Regions from separate parts of the Homo sapiens genome. Here regions 2 and 3 are each linked to region 1. The links are chromatin loops, found by intact Hi-C in ENCODE. Cell type or tissue: heart left ventricle. All regions are shown on one strand. Region 1 holds the start of LOC730101 (a long non-coding RNA gene). Region 2 overlaps EFHC1 (EF-hand domain containing 1). Region 3 has its middle 11 kb from the start of MCM3.

Region 1 (8,000 bases):
CCACCATGTCCAATCTCAAATTTTTTTCTGTATATTATGTAGTATGCTCTGTTTTGGTTATTTACCTTCCTAGTTCAGTAGTATGTGTCCTTCCATCCATCATCAAAATTACATAGTCGTTTAGCCTTCTTCTTCAGTGATGGGGTCATGGTTGCATTGGTATTATAACCATTCTCATTATCTGACCTCTTAGAAAACATGGTCACAATATTCACAATGTTAAAAAATTAAACTAGCACTATCTTGTTACAAAGCACACCAATTAATCCACAGGCAAAGTCGAAGATGAACTATTAATAATCATTATATACACTTAAGCCACATCACTTTGAATGATGCAACGATGGATGGATGACCATTCTGAACTACAAATTATGGTTGCCAGTATCAGTGGTCAAATGGGTGACAACAAGTAAAGATGAATAATCTGTGCCGTATCCATTTGATAGACAATGTTGCTTTCAGACCCTCTAAAACTTACGGGTTTTGTGCATTTCCTCCAACCTTCCACACTTTGTTGCTAAAACCAGGATTATTTACATTCCAGGGAAGGGTCTCCCAGGACACAATGCTCTCAATGCTAAAATGGGATGGTTGGTTACCCTATTGGGTTGCCATTAACCAAAGGGCTACCTCTCCAGAGGCAGGAGGGGAGGCACATGGAGGTAGAGACTCCTCACCTTGCTTCCACTGATGGTGTTAAATTTCTCCAGAATATTTCTCACAGGTTCCTCTTCTTTGGGGGGTGACGAAAACAAGACATTGTCTTTTGTTAGACTTTGGATCCACTGAAAGTTCAATGGCCTCCATCTGGAAACACAGGCAAAGCTCAGGGCCAATGCCTTCCCCTGGCTCAGGCCCTAAAGGGAACTCAGAAAAGGCGGCCCTCCAAAGGCAAGAAAGGAGGTGAGAGCAGCTCCACTGACAACTCCACCAGCCAAGGAAAACAGAAAAAAGCATCCACTGGTGGCTGGTGGGGAGCATAAACCATATCCTGGGGAGAAATTCACCTCCCCAAACTCACCAAAGTACTCCCTTACCTTCTCCTCAGTGGCTTTGGGAGTTCAGGTGCCCTGCAAAGATTTTCTTCACAGGATATTTCTTCATGACAGTGGCTTTTTGGGGGTCCATGCTATGGCAGCCCAGCCTGTGCTCCTTCTGCTCTAGGATCTGTTCCAACAGAAGGGTAAGTGGATCAATCATCCAGATTTGCCAAGGACTAAGGGGTTTGGGGACTTTCAGGGCTAAAACCAGAAGTAAGGAGTTTCCTAGGAAGCAGGACTGTCAGTGCTAAAACCACAGCTAAGGGATTTCCCAGGATGAGGGACTTTTAGCATTAAAACTGGGACGGTTCAGTTTCCCAAGATGTAAGACTTTCAGTGCTAAAACCTGGACAATTTCTTCTGAGAAGGGGGTTAAGTAGACTCTGGTTCTAATTCTGTTTGGCATTTCTTAGTAGCATTACCCGAGGCAGGTTCTTTCTTTCTGAGCCACAAGATTCTACCACAGGTGGAATACACAAACTACAGGTGCACAAAATATTTTATCCCCTCCAAACACACCACCCTCTACCTAAGCCTGACTTCCCAATTTTCTCCAAAACAGAAATCCACCTGGTTTACCTCAACACATATAAATCGGTCCTCACTCCCTCTGAACCTTTTGTCCATGCTCTGAGTTTTCTTCCTGGCCTGACAGTCCCAGTCTAAGACTTGCTTCCTCCAGACATAAAGCTGCGCTACAGGGTTGGAATCCTTGCTGTTCCACGCTTTACTCACTATGTGGTCTCTTCTAGTTGCTTAATCCTCTCTGCATCTTAGTTTTTCCTTCTGTAAAATGGCACTGAAATGCTTATCTAAGAATCTTTGGGTGTTTTTCTAATCCTTATATGTGAAGCATTTAGTGCAGGGGCCCAAACAGGTACTAAATGTCCACTCTCCCCTTCCTGGACCACTCCCGCCCATATATTTAATACTTTTCACTTCCCACTTAATCCATACAGGAACAAGTTCCTAAACTCTGCTTCCCCCAGTGCACTTGGCCACATGCAGCTCAGACAAAATGATCATGATCCAGGAATGCCTTCTCTTGGAAATGCAATCCTGCACACACAGACCTTTGATGGAATACACAGCTTACCTTCTCTACGGGGGCTGCAGCTTTCAAGATAGCAAACGTCAACCCTCTTGGTCTTCCAGTGTTGGGATTCATTTTGGGGGATGGTCCACGACCTCTTCAATTGTGGTGAAACAGTCTTTTGGGTCCTTTTTGCTGGTATCCCAGCTCTGGTTCATTGGTGAGACGAACGGTAGGGTGAGACACATGGCCACGAGAAGTCTTACGACAAAGCCATGCGCTTAGAAAGTCTTACAAGAAAGGCAAGAGTTTGGGAGGGCTGGATTTCCCAAAGCTTTCACTGGGAGGATTACAAATAAAGCTACCACCCATGGCAAAGTGTCTACACCCACCCACTCTGGGTCTGCAAAGATTCTACCTCCGACAGCTGTTCACAAATCTACTCTACCTCCTTACTGAGATCCACCTTGGTCCTAACAGAACTTAACATCACCACAAACCCCCAGGGTGGGAGAGGAAAAGGAAAGGCAACCTCTCAGGGCGCAGGCCCCATGCACTCGTCACAGGTGGAAGTTAGTCTAAAAACCCTCTTATCAAAGGGCTGTCGTCTCTTCTATCCCTGTCTTCCCCGGCGCTTAGGTGTCGCTCTCAAGGAACTCGGTCTTCCTGGGCAGAGCCCGCGGTCAGATCCTGACTCCGAGCCCAGGTGGAGGGAAGGAGAGAAGAGGAAGGGAGGGATGGGAAGCCTTGCCCGGGTCGGAGCGCACATCCTCCTCCCGAGTCTCCGCTCTCTCCCCTGGGCGGCTCCTGGACGGCGCAGACGTCGATCCCACAGGTCCAGCCAACTCCCACAGCACCTGCCCCGCGTCCCCCTAGTTCTTGCCGCCGTTCTGGTTGGCCTTGGCGCCGTTCTGGCCCCGCCCCGGCGACCCGCCGTCGGCGGCTGCCTCGTATGGGTTCTCGGTGGCGCCCGTAGTCCCCAAGACCTTCTTCCTCTAACTTGCTTCTAACACACCCGGCAGGGGAGCAACCGCCTCAGCCTGGGACAGCCCGGCTTTGTGGGAGCAGCGGGCGCGCTTTATAAGGTCCGAGTTAGGGGACGGACCCACCTTGCCCAAACTACATGTTTATTGGCTAGTTTTGCCTGACACTCAGCCAGGCACCGCTGTCCCATTGGCCGCGCTCTAAATCCCGCGGATTTGTCCTCTAGCAACGTCTCAGAGCCAGGACCCTGGAGAGGGTCCAAGAGATCCCGCGGAAGGATTGCAGGGGCAGGTCCAGGGCCAAGAGGCTCCCATGCGCCCTCCGCCCGCCGAGCCCGCAGCCTCTCGACCCCGCGCGTCTGTGTCAAGGCATGGCCAAAGTGAGAAAGAGCCAAGACAAAACAAGTTCAAATAGCAATAGCAAAACAACCAAAAGGAAATTCAAGGAAAGCAAATATAAATGAGAAAAATATAATTAAGCAAAAATGAATGTTCGCAAAGGCAAGACAAAAAACCAAGTCAAGGAGTAGGTTCAAAGAAAAGATGAAACGTGAATATAATTTAGGATATTTATACCGATTCCTATTGAAATCTCGACAAGTAAAAATTTTACTGTCAGTGAATCAAACTTTCATCCTTCTTGCCTTTCCTATGAAAGGGCAGCAGGGGGCACTAGATGCTAGGGTTTGATTCGGCTAGGAAAGGCGTTTTAGCACGTTATTTGCAAACACAAAATAGTGTTCTGTTAAAGTTCAGAGATAGTTATAAAAGTTAACAGGAAGTGGGGAAACTAGAGTGATGGTCTACAATCTGGGATGTTAAAGAGACTGAATACAGTCACAGGTTCTTAGTTTCTGTTTCTGGCTGGGCCAGTAAAGCCCCTTCCTCATCCCTCTTTTCAGCTTCATTAGAGACAGAAACTAAAAACCACGGCTTCAGGCTGCTAAAAGCCTAAAACAAAACAAAACAGAACAACAACGACAACAGAATAAGGCGGGTTGGACAAGCTTAGTACATAGAAGAATGTGCGAAAAAGGTATATGATTTCTGTACACCCTGTTGGCTAAGTAGTACAGTGTCCTGAAATACTGGGAGGGTGGCAATTACAAAGAGTAAGGGGCAGTTTTTCAGAGGTGAGCTCTGAAAAAGATGCAGGACAGTGGAGAGTGACCACCAGGGCGCCAGGCTGACTCTCTGTCCTCAGCCTGCCATATGGACCCGTTTTGAACTTTTACCAAGGCCATGGGACTTTCCATGCTAAAACCAGGACCGAGGGTTTCCCAGACAAGGGACTTTCCTATAAGCAATAATGGTTACAATAACAACAACAACAAACAACAAACACTTAATGAGTACCTATTGTGTGCCAGGAACTATTCTAAGCATTTTACAAGTATCAACTCTTAATCTTCACAACAACCCTTGAGGTAGATACTCTATCCTCCCTACCTTACAGAGGTGGAAACTGAGGCAACTCACCAAAGGTCATGCAAACAGCTAAGAAGTGTCAGATCCAGGCTTTTTGCTTGTTTTTTGTTTTTGTTTTTGTTTTGAGAACGGAGTCTCACTCAGTCTCCCAGGTTGAAGTGCAGTGGTGCGATCTCAGCTCACTGCAACCTCTGTCTCCCAGATTCAAGCGATTCTCATGCCTCAGCCTCGCGAGTAGCTGGGATTACAGGCACTCGCCACCACGCCCGGCTAATGTTTGTATTTTTAGTAGAGATGGGGTATCACCATGTTGGCCAGGCTGGTCTCAAACTCCTGACCTCAAGTGATCTGCCCACCTCGGCCTCCCAGAGAGCTGGGATTATAGGTGTGAGCCACCGTGCCCGGCCCAGATCCAGGTTTAAGAAAAGTGTAGGTGTGCAGGCTCTGCTGTCATTCTGTCCGGGTTTAAGTCAAAGCTCCACCACATACATTAATACAGGAAAATACATAACATTATGACTAGCACGTAAGAGATACTCAATAGTATTTGCCATTATTATTAAAAAGAGTTGTCCCTGGTATCCAGAAGCTTAAACTTTAGTGGAAGAGGTTCATAAGAGTCTTAAAGCAGTAGTAGTGCTTATTGGATGGGTGAATGGAATAGATAATAAATGCATATAAGCATCCAGAGGAGGAACAGTTCTGAAATAGAGTGGTCAGGTATTCAATGTGGCACCCATTTAAAATTCTGCCTGAGCATCCTGCATGTCACCATTAGAAGGCAGCTTCTGCTTCTCAACAGCTTGAGCTAATCATTACAGTCTTGGTATTTGATGATCACAGGCATGTGTATGTTTAACTAAAATATACTCTTCTGGGCTTTTTTTAAGAGACAGGATCTCACGCTGTTGCCCAGGCTGGAATGCAGTGGCAAGATTATAATTCACTGTGGCCTCAAATTCCTGGGCTCAAGTGATCCTCTCATCTTAGCCTCCCAAGTAGCTGTAACTGCCACACCCAGCTAAGGCGATCAATTGTTATTTGTCACTACTATTCTGTTAAAAAACGGTGTAATATCTACTTTTTTAACTGGAGAAAGCATTTATTATTATTTTTTGGAGTTAACATTTATTAATTCAACAAGCAACTATGAGATGTCAAGCCCTGGAATAGGACTTAGAAATCAACAGACTGCCATGTCAGAGACTAACTCTGAAGTAAGGAGAGTGGGAAGGGCTGTTATTTTAATTGAAACCTGAAGTCTGAGAGGGAGCCAGCAGGCCAAGAGCCAGGGGAGCCACAATGCGGGCAGCGAGAATGGACCAAGCAAAGGCCCTGGGTGGGGAAAGGGCTCTGTGCCTCATAAGAACCAAATGATGCCGCTTAGGGCTGAAGATTTGTGAATTAGAAGCAGAGTGAATTGGTTCAGCAACAAGCTATGTTCACAAAGAATCTGGGCTGAATATGGTTTCTGCCTCTGAGTCTTCTATTTAAATCAAATGGGCTGTGCAGTCTCCAGATGTTGCTGAATGGAAACTTTGCATGATGGGGTGAGAGGTAATCTTTGTGTGTAGCTTGTTTTTCATTGGTTGCCCTTAACTGAATTTAATGCAACATGTCTCTGTACATTGAAGGCCAGAAGAGCCTCTGTCTTGGATGACATGACTACTGACTCTTCTATTTGGCTTTAACAGTAAAAGAACTGTGTTCTTCTCTATGGTAAATGGATTTACATGCATTCACTGGCATATATGGACAAGACAACTTCATCTTTTCTAAAAGAGATTTTCTTGGAAATAAAAAACAAAAACAAATATTAAAGATAACTCAATCTTTCCTATTCTGTTTGTCCCCATGGAGCTGCTACTGTACTTGTGATTCTTGGAGTGTAAAAATCAAACAGGAAATTGGCTTGGTGAGAAAGAAGACTTGATGTGCAGGGCTAATCTATGTGTCTACAGGTCTCTGTGAGCAAACAACCTAATGCAATGAAAATGGCATCCTTCAGGAAAAACAGATTATCTTATCTGATAAGGTTGCCTCTTCTCATTACATTAATGTTACTCTGATAACACATTTTAAACAATGTTTTTAATTTAAAAGAAAAAGTCCCAAGAGAAGGCTTAGACTGAAAAATAGGGCATGATAATACTTGAAAATATGCAACTCAGGAACCTTCTAAAATCCTCTCAACAATGCAATGGGACACGCTCACTGTTAAGGTCAAATTGGGTACAAGTTTAATGAGAGAAACGGTTCAGTCCCTTTCTCCCTCCTTTCTTTTATAGTTTGTTCTAAGAGGGCTGCTCGTTATAACAAGTTTAAGCGGGATCTCTAAGAAATTTCATAGAAAGGGCTGGGCACAATGGTTCACGCCTGTAATCCCAGAGCTTTGGGAGGCTGAGCCCCCAAAGGGCATATGGCTTGAGCCCAGGAGTTTGAGACCAGCCTGGGCAGCACAGTGAAACCCTATCTCTACAAAAAATACCAAAAACTTGCTGGGTGTGGTGGCATGCCTGTAGTCCCAGGTACTTGGGAGGCTGAGATGGGAGGATCACCTGAGCCCTGGAGGATGAGGCTGCAGTGAGCCAGGATTGTGCCACTGCACTCCAGCCTGGGTGACAGAGTGAGAGACCCTGTGTTAAAAAAAAGAAAAAAAAAATTCTTGGAAATAAGGGGAGTGAATATTAAAGGGATCTGAAATGCCAGCCAGGTGTAGATGAAGTGTTACTTTTGAAACAGAACAACACACCTGTAACACCTTACGCAGACTGTGGAACACCTAGGAGCATTTTTATAGCTCTCCTCTCAGGGTTCATTTCATAAAGATTACAGTAGCCCTCTTATCCATGGAGAGTACATTCCAGGACCCCTGGTGGATGCCTGAAACTGAATAGTACTGAACCGTATTACAGTCTACTATGTTTTTTTGATCTGATAACCAAGAGGGCTACTAAGTGACTAAACAAAAGGTAGCATAGACAGCATGGATATGCTGGACAAAGGGATGATTTTCATCTCAAGTGGGCTGGAGCAGTTGGTGTGAGATTTTATCATGCTACTCAGAATGGTGCACAATTTAAAACTTATTAATTATTTCTGGAATTTTTCCATTTAATATTTTTGGACAACCATTGGCTAAAACCGCAGAAAGTGAAACTATAAATCTACTGTATTGGGATGAAGATGAAGGGGAAGGAATTGCATTATTCATGAAATGGCTTTTTAAGACATTTTTGGGGCCAGGCACGGTGGCTCACGCCTGTAATCCCAGCACTTTGGGAGGCTGAGGCAGGTGGATCATTTGAGGTCAGGAGATTGAGACCAGCATTGAGGCCAACATGGTGAAACCCCATCTCTACTAAAAATTAAAAAAAGAAAAAATTAGCCAGGTGTGGTGGCACGCACCTGTAATCCCAGCTACTGGGGAGGCTGAGGCAGGAGAATTGCTTGAACCTGGGAGGCAGAGCTTGCAGTGAGCAGAGATTGCGCCACTGCACTCCAGCCTGAACG
Region 2 (8,000 bases), 180 kb after region 1:
TATCTGTGTCTTCAAATATTTCATTTCACAAGGGTTCATGATAGACTATCAAGTGAAAAAAGCAAAATAGTATTACAGAATTTTCCACTTTATATGCATCTTTAAAAACAAAATATTAGAAGCAGTTATCTCTGAGTTATAAGATTTTCAAAAATTTTTGTTTATTTCCATTTCTATTACCTAGATTTTTATTCCCTAAATTTTCAAATTCTGGTCATGTGTTACTTTTGTAGTAAGCCAAGAACAATAAAAATTGTTGTAATAATCCCCAATATCTAAATGCTCTCTGGCATTATTAATTATAGAAGCAGAATGTGTTTATCTGATGAATGTAATTCAAATCATATATACTAAATTATGAATGACCACCAGGGAGCTATTTTAGTGGCAGAAAGCAGTCAAACCTCAATCTTGCATGTGTTTCCAAGAACTAGAGCCATGAAACATATAAAGTTAAAATGTGATCATCCAATCATTTGGGGAAAGAGACAATAACTCTCCCTTTCCCAAAGAAGCCAGATTCCCATTCCCCTTTATACAGCAGGAAAAATACCCATGGCATCTGCTGCCTTTGAGCAAGATGGAGTAAATTCACAGATAGATGGCAATAGGTGGTACTGTTTAAGGAAGAGCTAGTTAAAGTTACAGCCCCTACTTTATTGCCAAAGCCCAAGTCAGGGCACACTCTGGAAAAGAGCTGCAAGTTACAGGGCAAGGTTTGCTCACATGGCTCAACAAGAAAACAGAGGGGCCAGCTGGTTATGTCCAACAGGGACTGCCAACTGAGAGGTGGCCGGAGGTCCTAACATGCTAGTTGAACTCTGTGCCAAGCCCTCCAATGACCTTCCATAACTTCCATAAAAGTGAACGTGTTTTATAGAGTGGCTAATCTTCCAGAGGTAAGAGGGATGTCACAGTTTTCTGTGTGCTCTTAGAATATTTTGCTATGAGCATCCTGGCAAAGTCCTCCACTTAGAAAATGAGACAGATAAGCAAAAAGAAGGAATAAGGAAGAGCAGGTGTGCTAGAAAGATGAAAATGACAATGGCTTCATTTTTAGTTGTACAAAGTGGGAGATGCTGGTGGCTCAGATGGACAAAGACATGTTGAAAATAGATTCAGCAGAATGGAGAGCAATTCAGATACTGCAATGTCTAGAAAGTTTAGAGAAGGCAAGCAAAAGGACCAAAAACAGGACCTTGAGAAATGCCAACCTAGTAGACGGAAGTAGGAAAGACACACACAATAGGCTTTAAGAGAGGTAGGACTACCAGAAACTTTGAATTTCCAGAACTCAAGAGAGGATTTCAAAAGAGGGGTAATAAAGAGTAATCAATATTATATGTAGATCAGAAAAACTAAAGACTATACCAAGGGGTCAGCAAACTATGACACCCAGGCCAAAGCCAACCTGCTGCCTATTTTTTATACATAAAATTTTATTGAAATATAGCCACTCCTATTCATTTATGTATTGTTTACGGCTGCTTTCACGCTGTAAGGGTAGAGTTGAGTAGTCATGCCAAAGAAGGTATGACCCACAAAGCCTAAACTACTTACTACCTGTCCCTTCACTTAAAAAAAAAAAAATTGCCAACCCTTGCTCTAGATTATGAGCTCCCTATTCTCTCATATAATTGCCTAAGCATTTAATATAAAGTTTGGTATATGGTATAAGCTCAAATATCTGTTGAATTAATGACTAAATGAGAAGAGTCCATTATACTTGGAAACAACCAATGACCTTCAAGAAAGCAATTTATGAAGCAGTCATTAAAAAAAGTCAAAAAGATTCTGGAGCAGTCAGGAGGAAAGTGGTTACAGACACAAAATAGAAGAATTAGATTTGAAGAAATAGGAGGAGTTACTTATCTCTGACAAAAGAAGGTAAAGAGAAGAAGAGTGATAGTAGAGAAACATTCTAAGATGAAGGGTGAGAAAACTGATGAAGCCCACATTGGATCATTTGATCTCATATTTGAAACCAATTACTTCTATCTCCTTAAAGAAAATGGAAAAGAAAATGAGAATATTTGGAAAATTCTCATGGGAAAAGTAGCTAGAAGTGAAAAAGAAAAGGATTAAAAAGATAATTGAGTAAGTGAGTAGGGTCCTCTTGAAGCTAAAGTGCACAAATAGGCATGTTAATGGAACAAGAATAATACATATGAACAAATGTGTGTATGTATCTATGCTATTCACACATGTGGATTTCCTGTGGAAGGTAGGTTAATAAGTGTGTGCATTTGCTGGCCTTAAGTCTTGAGTTCAAAATACTGCAGTGGAGGACCCCAAACCCAAAGAGAATTTAAGAACTTGAAGATGAAGTTAATACTCAGTTACCTATGCATTATTCTAATTTTCTGGCTCAGAGAAAGCAAATGGCCAACTCCAAATTTCATCATCTTAGAACTGACAATTGACATAAAAAGTACTGGTCTGACAAGTACTCATGATCCCCTTTCATGACTCTGCAATGAGTGGCAAAATATATTTGTAACTGCATTTCCTTAGATCGCGATTCTTTATCAGATGGGTGAGTCGGGAGCTAAACGCAGAATAGCTAAGAGGCACAGAAGATGCGACAGTGGATTTGTATCGTCTCCATGTGTTTTTCCTAACTCATCTCTCTGACCCATCACAAGAGAAGAAGGGCGGGGGTGAGGATCAAAATGAGGATGGCAATGGATCTCTTACCCCATGTCGTAGTCCATTTGTGTTGCTATGAAATAACTGAGGCTGGTAATTTATTTAAAAAAGAAAAGCAGGCTTATTTGGCTCAGAGTTCTGCAGACTGTATAAGGAACATGGTACCAACATTTGCTTCTAGTGAAAATGTCAGGCTGCTTCCCTTCATGGTGGAAGGGGAAGGGGAGCAGACATGTGCAGAGATCACATGATAAGAGAAGAGGCAAGAGAGAGAGAGTAGGTGGTGCCAGGCTCTTTTCAACAACAGTTCTCATGGGAACTACAAGTGAGAACTCATTCCTATGAGAATGGCACCAAGCTATTTATGATGGATCTGCCCTCAGGATCCAGACACCTTCCATGAGGCCCATCTCCAACAATGGGGATCAGATTTCAACATAAGGCTTCATGGGGCCAAACAAACCATATCTAAAACCATAGCTTGCTGGGGCCAAACAAACCATATCCATATGGCAACCTAAAATTTGAATTTCTCCTTATTTTTATTGATATCATATTCTAAGAGTCACAGTGGTATCTTTTCCTCATTACTACATTTTAAAAAACTTAAATTACTAAATTTAAAAAAATTTTAAAGATGATTTAATTAGTGGTATGCTGAAGCAAGAAGCTTTCCAGTGTCTGCTGGTATTTGCATAAACAAGTGACAATTACAGAAAAAAACTTTCGGGAAGTACTTGAATTAAATATATGACTATGAATATGAAGTGGGCCTTTAATGCTGTCCAACCACCAAACTACGCTTCTCTAGTCCGTTCAACCTCCCACTTTCCTGGAGAGCTATCATATTTGTTTAAGTCCTGAGGCATTTTTTTTTAAAGATGTGTCCATGAAATGAGACAATTTTTTTTTTTACATTTTAACATCTGTGGAATTAACATGCATTTTCAATTAATGATATGGATTATATTTGGCAATTTTTTCTTTCTTAGTAGTAGCTAAAATATGCTGTTTTAGATTTTATTTCATATTCATTTTATTGATATTTATATATTCAATAAAATAGAGCATTTCATAACTTCTCCTCTCTCTTGAAACCTCCAACATCTCCCTCTATCCTCACTGTTTCTACTGCACTACTATCACGAAACAATCACAAGGCCTCCCAATATCTACCCACCTACCAGAATCTGAACCCACATATGCTGCCTTTTGCCTGTTGCCCTAGATCAAGGTTTTAAAGAGTAATCCCAGGACTCTTGGAGGTTCCCAAGACCCTTCAGGGGTCTGTGAAGTCAAAATTATTCTTGTGATAATACTTAGTCATTATTTGTCTTTTTACTCTTGTTTTCCCATAAGTGCACAATGGAGTTTTCCAAAGGTCACACAACACAGGCTATCACCGCAGGCAGAATACAAAAGCACATGAAAATCCAGTCATCTTCTACTACTAAGTAAGTCAGACATTAAGAGGTTTGCAAAAATGTAAAGCAATATCACTCTTCTCACTAAATTTTTTTTGTTTGTAAAAACTGATTTTTCACAAAATTATGTTGTGTTGACATGAAATGGGTTTATCGTTTTCAAAATAAATTAATATTTGAAAATTTTTCAGATACAATTTCTAATATGCTAAATAGCAATAGATATAAACACATAAAAACTCTTTGGGGCCCTCAATAATTTTTAAGGGTATAAAGGTGTCTCAAGACCCGGAAGTTTGAGAAATACTGCCCTAGGTGAATAGTTGGTGCTTCTATCTGAAGCCAATTCCTCCACTCATACTAAACCCCATCCTCTCACAAACTCCAGAAATTGTCCCCGCTCTCTCACACACTTATCAATGTTTTCCTCTCTATGGAATCATTCCCATTAGCATACAAACATGCTATTTATTCTATGTAAAAACAAAAGCAAAAACAAAATAAAACAAAAACTTCTCCTGACTTCACTTTCTCTGCCAGCTGCTGCCCCATTTTTCTGTTGTCCCTTGCACCAAACCTCCCCAAAAGAGTAGTCTCCGCTCTGATCCAGAATTCCTCTCTCCCATTCTCTCTTAAATCTACTGCCATCAGGTTCTCCCCCTCTTCCCATTCCACTGAAACTCCTCATTAAGGTCTCCAAGGTCCCCAATTCCCTTAATATTGCTAAATCCCCATCTGACATAATGAATCATTCTGAGGTAGGAAGTGGGGCTCGACTCTGGAGGCTCGGCTCAGACACAGGGCCAAATTGAGGACTAGCTAAAATAGGTCTGGGGCAGAGGCAGCTTTCCATAAGACATGCCCACCAGTGCGCCATATCAGTTTACCATTGCCATGACAACATCCGGAAGTAACCACCCCTTTCCACAGCAACGACGCGAACACCTGGAAGTTACCACCCTTTTCCTGGAAATTTCTGCATAATATGAGTGCAGAACTGCCTTTGAGCTACAATTCTGGGCACAATGCCTATGGGGTATCCCTACTCTACAAGGAGCAGAACCTCAGCTGCTGCTGTACACTGTTGCTTAAAAACAGTTGCTGTTTAACAGCACCAGCTCTCCCTGGAATTCTTTCTTGGGAAAAGCCAATAACTCTCTCTGGCTGAGCCCTAATTTTGAAGCTCACCTGTCCTCCATCAAGTCTGTCTTCCTTGATATGATGGCATTTCTCAGTTTGCACAGTTACAAGATGCATGAATTTCGATTACCACCATTTAGTAAAATAACCCATTCCCCCAACAACATGGTTCAAATTTCAGTTAACACAGTTAATAACTATGAGTAATTGCATAAAGTACAAACTTATCTGTCAGGACTTTAGTCCACTAACCACAATGTAATTAAACAGATGCATATCACAATCAGTGACAATTACATCACTTCTTTCAAAGTCTGTTGGTGACTAGTCACTGTATATTTGTTTTATAGTTCACGCAGACAGTAAAGTGTGTAGCTATCTTGCCTCCTTGTCTCTCAGTGATACACAAACTTTATTTTACAAAAATGGAAAATCAAAAGAGAGAATTGGCCAATAAGGATGAAAGTACAGCAAAGATGCAAGAAGTGAATTCAAGTCAAATATAAATAGAGTTATAGAAGAGAAAGCTGACTGTAGGAATGTCGACACAGCTGCCTTTCAAGAGAATCTGGATGTGCAGCCAGTGGAAACTGGTGAAGGCAAACCTATCAACATAAATGAGAAAAGTGTTTGTAATAAAAAGAATGAAGATATCCCAGATGCCTATAAAATGCTTCACATTAAAAGAACTCTCAGAGATATTTCATTCTCATTAAAGGAAGTCTAAGACATATTTTATAACATTGAAAGCAAAAATCATAAAATGTTGGAAGTTGATCCAATCTTAAACAGGAATATGACAATTCACCAAGGCACAGAACAGACGTTCAGTCTGCATCATAAGTTATACAATGAGAAGTAGGCAAGTGCTGCTCAAACCACTTTTGATAAAGTTTTTATAAAGAAATAAAACACTTTAATTATTAATGTTATCAGTGTTTTAAATTACAATGTGCTAAGTAAAAATTAGTTTTACTATTTTTTCATGTCCTTATACATTTACAACCATAACATTTTTAATGCTGTGACAAATTTTTTTTTTTTTTGAGACGGAGACTTGCTCTGTCGCCCAGGCTGGAGTGCAGTGGCGCAATCTTGGCTCACTGCGACCTCCGCCTCCTGGGTTCAAGTGATTCTCCTGCCTCAGCCTCCTGAGTAGCTGGGATTATAGGTCTGCACCACCATGCCTAGCTAATTTTTTTGTATTTTTAGCAGAGACGGGGGTTCACCATGTTGGTCAGGCTGGTCTTGAACTCCTGACCTCATGATCCGCCCACCTCGGCCTCCCAAAGTGCTGGGATTACAGGCATGAGCCACCGCGCCTGGCAGTGACAAAAATTTTTAAAGGGCACAGAACAATTGTACATTTTCCCTTTGATTATTAAAATTGTTTTGCATGTTATTTTTTACAGTCCTATGCTACCCCTTCATTTGACATCCAGGATACCACATTTTCTTCCTGCTTTATTCGTTTTCCTTTTCAGTCTCCTTAACTGTAAGCGTTGGTGGACCCCAGAGCTTAGTTCTTAGAGCCATTCTTTTCTTTAGCTACATTAACTCCTTTAGAGATTTCACCCAGGCCAGGAGCAATGGCTCACGCCTGTAATCCTAGCACTTTGGGAGGCCAAGGAGGCAGAATCACTTGAGCCCAGGAGTTCTGGGCAACAAACTGAGACCCCTGTCTCTACTGAAAATTTAAAAATTAGCTAGGAATAGTGGTGTACACCTGTAGTTCCAGCTACTTGGGAAGCTGAACTCAAGGAGGATCTCAGGAGTTTGAGGCTGCAGTGAGCTATTATTCCACTATTGGCACTGCATGCCAGCCTGGGTACAGAGCGAGATCCTGTCGAGAGAGAGAGAGAGAGAGAGAGAGAGAGAGAGAGATCATGCAGTCTCACAGCCTAAAATATCACTATATGCCAACAACACCCACATTTACATCGCCAGCCCAGACCTCTCACTCAAACTCCAGATTTACATATCCAACAGACTATATGCTCTCTACTTGGCTGTCTTAAACCTAATATACGATATATCCAGAACTGAAATCCCCACCCCAACCAACAAAGAAGGCAACTGCTCTACCCACATCCCGCATCTTCCCCATCTCAGGTGATCACAATTTCTTCCTTCCTGTTCCTCAGGCCAAACATCTTGGAGTCATCCTTAATTATTCTTTTCCCCTCACATCCCCTAGAAAATCTATCTGAAGTCCAATTGGTGCTACCTTCAAAATACATCCAAATCAGACCACTTCTCCCCACCTCCACTGATACCACCATCCTGGGCCCAAACATCACCGTCTCTTGCCTGGAATACTGCAATAGTCTCTTAACTAATCTCTCTCCTAATCTACTTTCAACAAAACAGCCAGGATAGTTCTTTTAAAATATATGTCAAATCTTGCTACTCCTCTATTCAGATGCCCCTGCTCCCAATGGCTCATTTCATTCAGAGAAAAAAGCCAGCACCTTTCCAAAGACCTAGTAAGTCCTACACAATCTAGCCCATTGTTAATTTTCTAATTCCATCTCCTACTCCTCTTCCTCTCACTCACTCAATTTCAGCCACCCCCACTGGCCTACTTCTTCCCAATGTTCCTTGAGTACTTTAAGTAAAATATTGCTAGTATTTAGGGCCTTTGCATGCGCTATTTCCTCTTCCTGAAAAGCACTTCCTCCAGAAATCCACCCAGCTAACTCCCCTCAAGTGTTTGTTCATTGTCACCTCAAGGTACAACCACCTACCCTGACCTACCTTCACAACCTACTGCCACTCTCCAGAAAC
Region 3 (8,000 bases), 370 kb after region 1:
CTTGCCAGGCTAGACTTCTTGCTCTAGTAAGACAGCACCACCCCACCCACAGCTGTAAGCACAGCTGATTTCTTTTGAAAAGAGAGGATTGTGGCCGGGCGTGGCGACTCACACCTGTAATCCCAGCACTTTGGGAAGCCAAGGCAGGTGGATCATCTGAGGTCAGGAGTTTGAGACCAGCCTGACCAACATGGTGAAACCCGATCTCTACTTAAAAATACAAAATTAGCCGGGCGTGGTGGCGCATGCCTGTAATCCCAGCCACTTGGGAGGCTGAGGGAGGAGAATCACTTGAACCCTGGAGGTGGAGGTTGCAGTGAGCCGAGTTTGCACCATTACACTCCAGCCTGGGCAACGAGAACAAAACTCCATCTCAAAAAAAAAAAAGGGGGAGGGAAAGAGAGAGAAGTTTGTTACCACAAAGACCAGGGCTGGCTTTGGCAGGCCAGGGCTGGGTGTGAGGGAATGCTTGTAGGCCTCTATGCTTCGGCCTGGGACAAAGCGGTGGGAAGGATATGAAAACTTGGTATCAGGAACTGCCACATTCCTCTCCTCTATCCTCTCAACCATAGCTCCCTGTCAAACCCCTCACAAAGTAAAAAAAGTCAGGCTCAGGAATTGGTGATACTGATACTTCTGGGGCCCCAGAAAGTTCCTGTTCCCAGACACTGTCCCCAGCCTGTTTCCTTTGTCTTCCTAAGAAGGCACTCTGTGGGCCACCTAGAACTAGTTTAAGTGTCCCAACTTAGAGCCAAAAATGGAAAAAGCATAAAAGTGCCAGATGCGGTGGCTCACGCCTGTAATCCCAACACTTTGGGAGGCCGAGGCTTGCGGATCACCTGAGGTCGGGAGTTCGCAACCAGCCTAACCAACATGGAGAAACCCTGTCTCTACTAAAAATACAAAATTAGCTGGATGTGGTGGCACATGCCTGTAATTCCAGCTACTCGGGAGGCTGAGGCAGGAGAATCACTTGAACTCAGGAGGCGGAGGTTGCAATGAGCCAAGATGGTGCCATTGCACTCCAGCCTGGGCAACAAGAGTGAAACTCAGTCTCAAAAAAAAAAAAAAAAAAGGAAAAGCATAAAGGTTTACAATTTTGAGGGCCTGAAAGGGGGACCATGAACTCAATGAAGCAAAAGAGAAAGGCTGGGAGGGCTCACAGAACAAAAGGAAGCTGTATGAATGGAAACAAGAGGGCAAGAAATCAATTAAGATCTGAAGTTGTGTATTCAGTGTTAATTCAACAGACATTATTAAGGCCTACTCTGTGTGTGTCAAGCACTGGGCTAAGTGCTCAGGGTAAGAAGCAGAACAAGACATGGTTCACTGGAGTAAACAGGCATGTAAACACTAATTGCAATATGATGAAAGAAGCACCCAGTGAAAAATGTCAAAGCAAGAAGACTAGGTTGTTCCATCCAACTGTCATTTATAGGGATATGGTGCTGGCGGCTTCTGTGTGAGCAAAGGCAATTGGGAGCCCTCTACCACAACCCTTTCTCCTTCTTTCCCCTTCTCCCTTTCTATCCTTATCCTTTTCTTCTGTCTCTTCTTTCCTCCTCCTCTACTGCCATAAAATGGCACCTAAGGGTACTCACTAATTCCGTTAATAGAACAGAGTTGAATACAAGTGTCCCCCCTCATCTGCAGTGTTGCTTTTCTTGGTTTCAGATACTCACAGTCAACTGTGGCCTGAACATATTCAATGGAAAAGTCTAGAAATAATTCATAATAAATTGTCCTTCATTCTGAGCAGCATGATGAAGTTTCTTGCTGTTCCCTGTGTTCTGCCTGGGAGGTGAATCATCCCTTTGCCCAGTGTATCTACCCCCCATTAGTCACTTAACAGGGTCTTGGCGATCACATCAACTGTTGAGGTATCGCAGTGCTTGTGTTCAAGTAACCCTGTTAGAACAGGCAGATGGTTAGATGTGAGCATGAGAGGGAGCCCCTGGAGGAGGAAGTGCTGGAAAATCTAGCATCTCAGAGACTGCCTGAAACATGCATGCTAAATATGAGCAGAGAGGAGGGGAAATACCGAAAGGAATGTCCCCTCCTTGAGGGGACACTGAGAAATGTTACTTCTTCAAGGTATGCAAAAAGGAATACCCTGAAACTCCCCTTAAGATGCCCAGTAATCGCCTGTAATCCCAGGACTTTGGGAGGCTGAGGCGGGTGGATCACTTGAGGTCGGGAGTTTAAGACCAGCCTGACCAACATGGTGAAACCCCGTCTTTACTAAAAATACAAAAAATTATGCCAGGCGCAGTGGCTCTCGCCTGTAATCCCAGCACTTTGGGAGGCCGAGGCGGGTGGATCACAAGGGCAAGAGATCGAGACCATCCTGGCCAACATGGTGAAACCCTGTCTCTACTAAAAATACAAAAATTAGCTGGGCATGGTGGTGTGTGCCTGTTGTCCCAGCTACTCGGGAGGGTGAGGCAGGAGAATCGTTTGAACCCAGGAGGTGGAGGTTGCAGTGAGCCGAGATCGCACTCGGGCATGGTGGCGGGCACCTATAATCCCAGCTACTCGGGGGAATCGCTTGAACCCAGGAGGCGGAGGTTGCAGTGAGCCGAGATTGCGCCACCGCACTCTAGCCTGGGCACGACAGAGAGAGACTCTGTCAAAAAAAAAAAAAAGCCCAGCAATCGTTCATTCTGTGGTTAAACTGTCAGAAAGTAGCTAGCTACATGCTAATAGGAGGGGGAAAAGAGCAAAAGGGGAATTCCTAAGAGATACACATGAGCAATAAGTACAGATTTGACCTTCCTGGGGTGGTGGTTATGAGACACACTGCCATTAGGTAGGATTCATATGGATCGCTGGGCCCCAATCATGCACATTAACCAACAGTAAGGGAGGGTCCCATAAGCCTGGTCGGGAAACTAGATGGGGACAAAGGCAGAGACTTAAGACAGAAGCCAGGAAACTAGACAAAGACAAAGGCTTGAGACAGAGGCCAGAACTTAAACAAAAAGTCCAACGTAATAAAAACTGCATTGCAGAACTCTTGGGGCTGTTCCCAGCCAGGTCAGCCCACTCCTCTCTTACAGTGTACTTTTATTTCCATAATAAACCATTTTTGCTTGCTTCACTAATTGGTCTCTTGGCTGAATTCTTTTTGTCGAGAAGACAAGAACCAAGGAGCCCCACACTTCCCTACAACAACCCTTATTAAATTTAATGCTGGCCCAAAATGTAAGAGTAGTGATGCTGGTATATCATAATTTTCTATTTTATTATTGGTTATTGTTTTTAATCTCTTACTGAACCTAATCCATAAATTAAACATTATCATATGTATAGCAAGAAATGTAGTATATATAGGATTTGTACTATCTGCCATTTCAGGTATCCACTGGGGGCATGGGAAGGTTTTGCTAACCCCATGTATTAGTCCATTTTTGAGTTGCTATCAAGGAGTTCCTGAGACTGGGTAATTTATAAAGAAAAGAGGTTTAATTTGCTCATGCTTCTGCAGGTTGTACAAGCATGGCACAAATGTCCACTTGGCTCCTGGTGAGGGCCTCAGGAAGCTTACAATCATGGCAGAAGGTAAAGGGGGAGCAGGCACATCACATGACGAGAGTGGGAGCAAGAGAGACAGATAGGAGGTGCCACACACTTTAAACAACCAGATCACAGCAAGAACTCACTTATCACCAGAAGCATGGTGCTAAGCCATTTGGTGAAGGATCTGCCCTCTTGATCCAAACATCTCCTACCAGGCCCCACCTCCAACCTCCAACACTGGGGATTACATTTCTTTTTTCTTTTCTTTTCTTTCTTTTTTTTTTTGAGACAGAATCTTGCTCTGTCATCCAGGCTGGAGTGCAGTGGCACATTCTTGGCTCACCGCAACCTCCGCCTCCCATATTCAAGTGATTCTCCTGCCTCAGCCTCCCGAGTAGCTGGGATTACAGGCATGTGCCACCACGCCTGGCTAATTTTTGTATTTTTAGTAGAGACAGGGTTTCACCATGTTGGCCAGGCTGGTCTTGAGCTCCTGACCTCAAGTGATCCACTTGCCTTGGCCCCCCAAAGTGCTAGGATTACAGGCACGAGCACTGCACCTGGGCTGGGGATTACATTTCAATAGGAGATTTGGAGGGGACAAACATCTAAACCACATCACCCTATTCTAAGGAAACAGGAAATGGGATATCCAGCTCCTTAGTCCTCTGCTGTGGGGAGGGCATTAATAAAATGTTAGATTATTATTTTGTGGACAGAACTTTCCTAATCAACAAGAAACCAAGTTTAATTCCTAAGATCTAAACCAGTCAGATAGAAATAATCCAACACAAAGAAAAGAGGAAAGTATTTGGATAGTTTGGCCTAATGTGTTCCTTTTGAATTTCAGTTTTTATTTATAAAAGATAATAGCTTGAAACTATTATCAGTTTCAAACAGAAAATGGTTTGAAACTCACACTCACTACCCAGATTTTGTATATGTTAACATTTTGCTTCAAGTATTTTTTTTTAAATAAAATATTTATACTCAACCAAAGACCTGCCCTTCTTTTGTCCCTCTTCTATGAGTGGGTTTGTGTCATTCATCCCAGGAATATTGTTATATTTTGCTATATTTTTGTGTTAGCAAAATAAATAGTAAGTTTGTATGTTTTGAAACTTTATATAAAAAGGCCTAATACTGTGTATATCTTTTGTTACCTGATATTTTCACCCAGTGTTCTCATATGGTAGCTCCATTAAACTTCTGTATTCTACCAAAAAATAAACTAGTTCATTGCTTATTTATTTCCATTGTATTTCTTGTGCTTTCTACTTACCATGCTTTTCTTTAATTTTTTCCACCTCTCTTACTATCTTCTGTTTATTTATAGTGTTTTCTTTGTTTCCTTTTCCTCTACTACTTTAGAAATGATACATTCTCTTTTTATTTTTCTAGGCTTTATCCTTAAATTTTTAACACAAACAACTGCCTTCAAAATCTGCATTCTCCTCCCAAATAATACAAAGATCTTAGATTTTTAACTTTGATTGGCTCTAGTCACTTGCCATGTTATTATTGTCTAAAGCTGTGCTAATACAATAGCTACTTGCCATATGTGGCTATTTAAATTTAAATTAATCAGTGTTAAATAAAATTAAAAATTATTTTCCTTAGTTGCATAGCCACATTTCAAATGTACAATAGTTACATGTGGCTAATGGCTACCAGATTGGGCAGAGCAGATACAGAACTTTTCCATCATTGAAAAAAAAATACTGCAAGACAATCCTAGTTATTTACATCTAGTTTTTAACTCTCTGCCTAGTCATTATCATTTATTTATTTATTTACTTATTTATTTTTGAGACAGAGTCTCACCCTGTCGCCCAGGCTGGAGTGCAGTGGGGTGATCTGGGCTCACTGCAAGCTCCGCCTGCTGGGTTCACGCCATTCTCCTGCCTCAGCCTCCCAAGTAGCTGGGACTACAGGCGCCCACCACCACGCCCGGCTAATTTTTTTTGTTATTTTTAATAGAGACGGGGTTTCACAGTGTTAGCCAGGATGGTCTCGATCTCCTGACCTCGTGATCCACCCGCCTCGACCTCCCAAAGTGCTGGGATTATAGGTGTGAGCCACTGCGCCCGGCCTTCTAGTTATTATTATTAGTATTGATTTTTACAGTCAAGACTTTCTTAGATTTACCTTTGTGTTTACCAATTTATTTGCTTACCATCGTTTTTTGCATTTATAGGGATATAAAATATAAATCCTAAGCAAAGAATATTAAATTATTTTTCATATTATATCTCCATTTCCCCCACTCTGCCATCTCATGAGCAATTTCCTCAGCTCCATCTCCTAGTTTATCTCTTTTCAAATAAGTATGCTCTGCTTTCACCCAGTCCATTAATTTAGTCTTTCAATAATGTATTTTTGAATCTTAAAAGTATGATTTGCTCAAATCTACTTTTCTTTGAGGGTCTTGTTCTGTCCTGAGTATTTCTCTACCTTTAAAAAACATTTCATTTTAAATATGTTAATTTTAGAGTGTAATCGATTTTTCTGGACCTCAGTTATCTAAACTATGAAATGGAGCTTTAGACTAAATGGCCTGTAAGGTGACTTCCAGCTCTGAAATTTTAATATGTACTCTGACATTCATTTATTTTTTTAATAAATATTGTTGGAGTACTTTGCATTTCCAAGTAATGAAGGTGGCACTGAAGCATGCCAGTGAATAAAGAATGATTATTTTAAAAGCCACCTTCCCCAGACCTCTACAGGCTCTGAGCCAACACCTTCAGTTTTCTCATATCCCCTTCCTGTATTAACAGAGAAACAGGTGGCTGACCAGATGGACAGAGGCCAGGAAAAATTTCCATCTGGGTTTGGTTTCAGATCAGAGATATTTTTTGGAGGCTCATCAAAGAATCCAGTGAAAGGCTGGGCAAAAGAGGTGAACATTAGATCTCTAAGCTTCTCAGATATTTTTGTTTTGATCCTTATAGTACATAAAATGTAAAATTAGAGTTCCAACAGCTTTTCTACACTCTCTAAAACCAGCAGAATACAGGAGGGCTGGAAGAACAGTAACGAAGGACTGTGTTTCTTTTTATCTAAAGATTCCTGAAATTGACCTGGAAGAATGTAGTAAGATGCTGGAAGGGAACTGTGGGTATGATTTGAGGTGAGGGATAGGAAGGATGATTTTATTATATTTCTCTGAAGGGCAAGTGATTGATCAATACAACCATTTCTGCAGCTTGTATCTCACAGTGCCTCACAAGCATCTTTCAGGTTTTGCTCCTGTGTTGTCAAATGTTCGGTGAGTAAAGGATACAATGAGATTCAGTTGTCCCAAGCCCTGGCTTCTATCAGCCTATCACACTGATGGTGTGAATGCTGTGGATAGGAGCTACAGTTTCTCAGGCAAATAACATGGAAACAATTAAAAGAAATATTCAACTCATTTCAAGGAGCATTGGCTCTCCAGCCCCCTTTCTAACCAGATGCAGTCATGAGGCTTTTATAATTTTATTTATTTCCTTTGCTTAGGTTTTTAGAATAAACTTGATTAAGGCATACTTTATGTATACTTTCCCTTATTGAGACATACTTTGTATATGGTACTTTGTTTTAAAATTCAACAAAATACAACTTCTCTTCCTTTTCTATACTGTCCCAGACAAAGTTTTTTTTTTTGAGATGGAGTCTCGCTCTGTCGCCCAGGCTGGAGTGCAGTGGCGCCATCTCGGCTCACTGAAAGCTCCGCCTCCCGGGTTCACGCCATTCTCCTGCCTCAGCCTCGCGAGTAGCTGGGACTACAGGCGCCCGCCACCATGCCCGGCTAATTGTTTTTTGTATTTTTTAGTGGAGACGGGGTTTCACCGTGTTAGCCAGGATGGTCTCGATCTCTTGACCTCGTGATCCGCCCGCCTCGGCTTCCCGAAGTGCTGGGATTACAGGCGTCAGCCACCGCGCCCGGCGCCAAAGTTTTGAAACTAAATGTCAAGGTTGAATTCTTCCTTTGACTACCGATGTTTTGGGAGACTTGACTGTCTCTGAAATTTCTTTTCCTTTGTGTTAACTATAAAACAACTCTTCATTCTAACTAAAGATCTAAATAAAGATCTTTAACATTGTATGCTTTCTGTAAGCCCTCGAGGCACTGTGTCTAATTTATGCTACCTACATATAATTTTTATCCCTCTGTATTAGCCTGTTTTCATACTGCTGATAAAGACATACCCAAGACTGGGTAATTTACAAAGAAAAAGAAGTTTAAAGGCTTCACAGTTCCACCTGGCCGGGAAGCCTCACGATCATGGTGGAAGGTGAAGGGCACATCTTACATGGTAGCAGACAAGGGAGAAATGAGAACCAAGCGCAAGCTGAAATCCCTTATAAAGCCATCAGATTTCGTGAGACTTATTCACTACCACCAGAACAGTATGGGGGAAACTGCCCCCATAATTCAGTTATCTCCCACCAGGTCCCACCCACAACACGTGGGAATTATGCCAGTTACAATTCAA

What was found. Peaks named below come from ENCODE experiments on the same cell type or tissue, not always from the same donor. Only the 100,000 strongest peaks of a DNase experiment are listed, where the experiment ranks them.
Region 2: a loop joins it to region 1, with 2.2 times the contacts of the local background. A loop is called at or near these places in 16 of 110 quality-filtered maps.
Region 3: it touches region 1 in a loop (2.5-fold over the local background); 75 of 110 quality-filtered maps call a loop at or near these places.

The regions. Positions count from the first base shown.
Region 1 is chr6:52,659,559-52,667,558 of GRCh38, reverse strand. LOC730101 (a long non-coding RNA gene) reads right to left here and starts at 3,158. Exons shown (of 3, transcript NR_024405.1): 1 at 2,140-3,158; 2 at 1,041-1,170; 3 at 1-810. RefSeq lists enhancers at 2,583-2,702, 3,074-3,368, 4,300-4,399 and a silencer at 3,074-3,368. In heart left ventricle, a CTCF peak has its summit at 3,702 (motif pointing right); a DNase peak (open chromatin) is centred at 3,188; H3K4me3 peaks cover 1,931 bases; H3K27ac peaks cover 356 bases.
Region 2 is chr6:52,480,602-52,488,601 of GRCh38, reverse strand. All of the region lies in intron 9 of EFHC1 (EF-hand domain containing 1), which reads right to left. Among named protein-coding and RNA genes, the nearest start is that of EFHC1, 64 kb to the right of the region's middle. In heart left ventricle, no CTCF peak of the experiment used is centred here; no DNase peak of the experiment used is centred here.
Region 3 is chr6:52,291,565-52,299,564 of GRCh38, reverse strand. No RefSeq gene overlaps it. Among named protein-coding and RNA genes, the nearest start is that of MCM3, 11 kb to the right of the region's middle. RefSeq lists an enhancer at 2,610-2,829. In heart left ventricle, no CTCF peak of the experiment used is centred here; no DNase peak of the experiment used is centred here.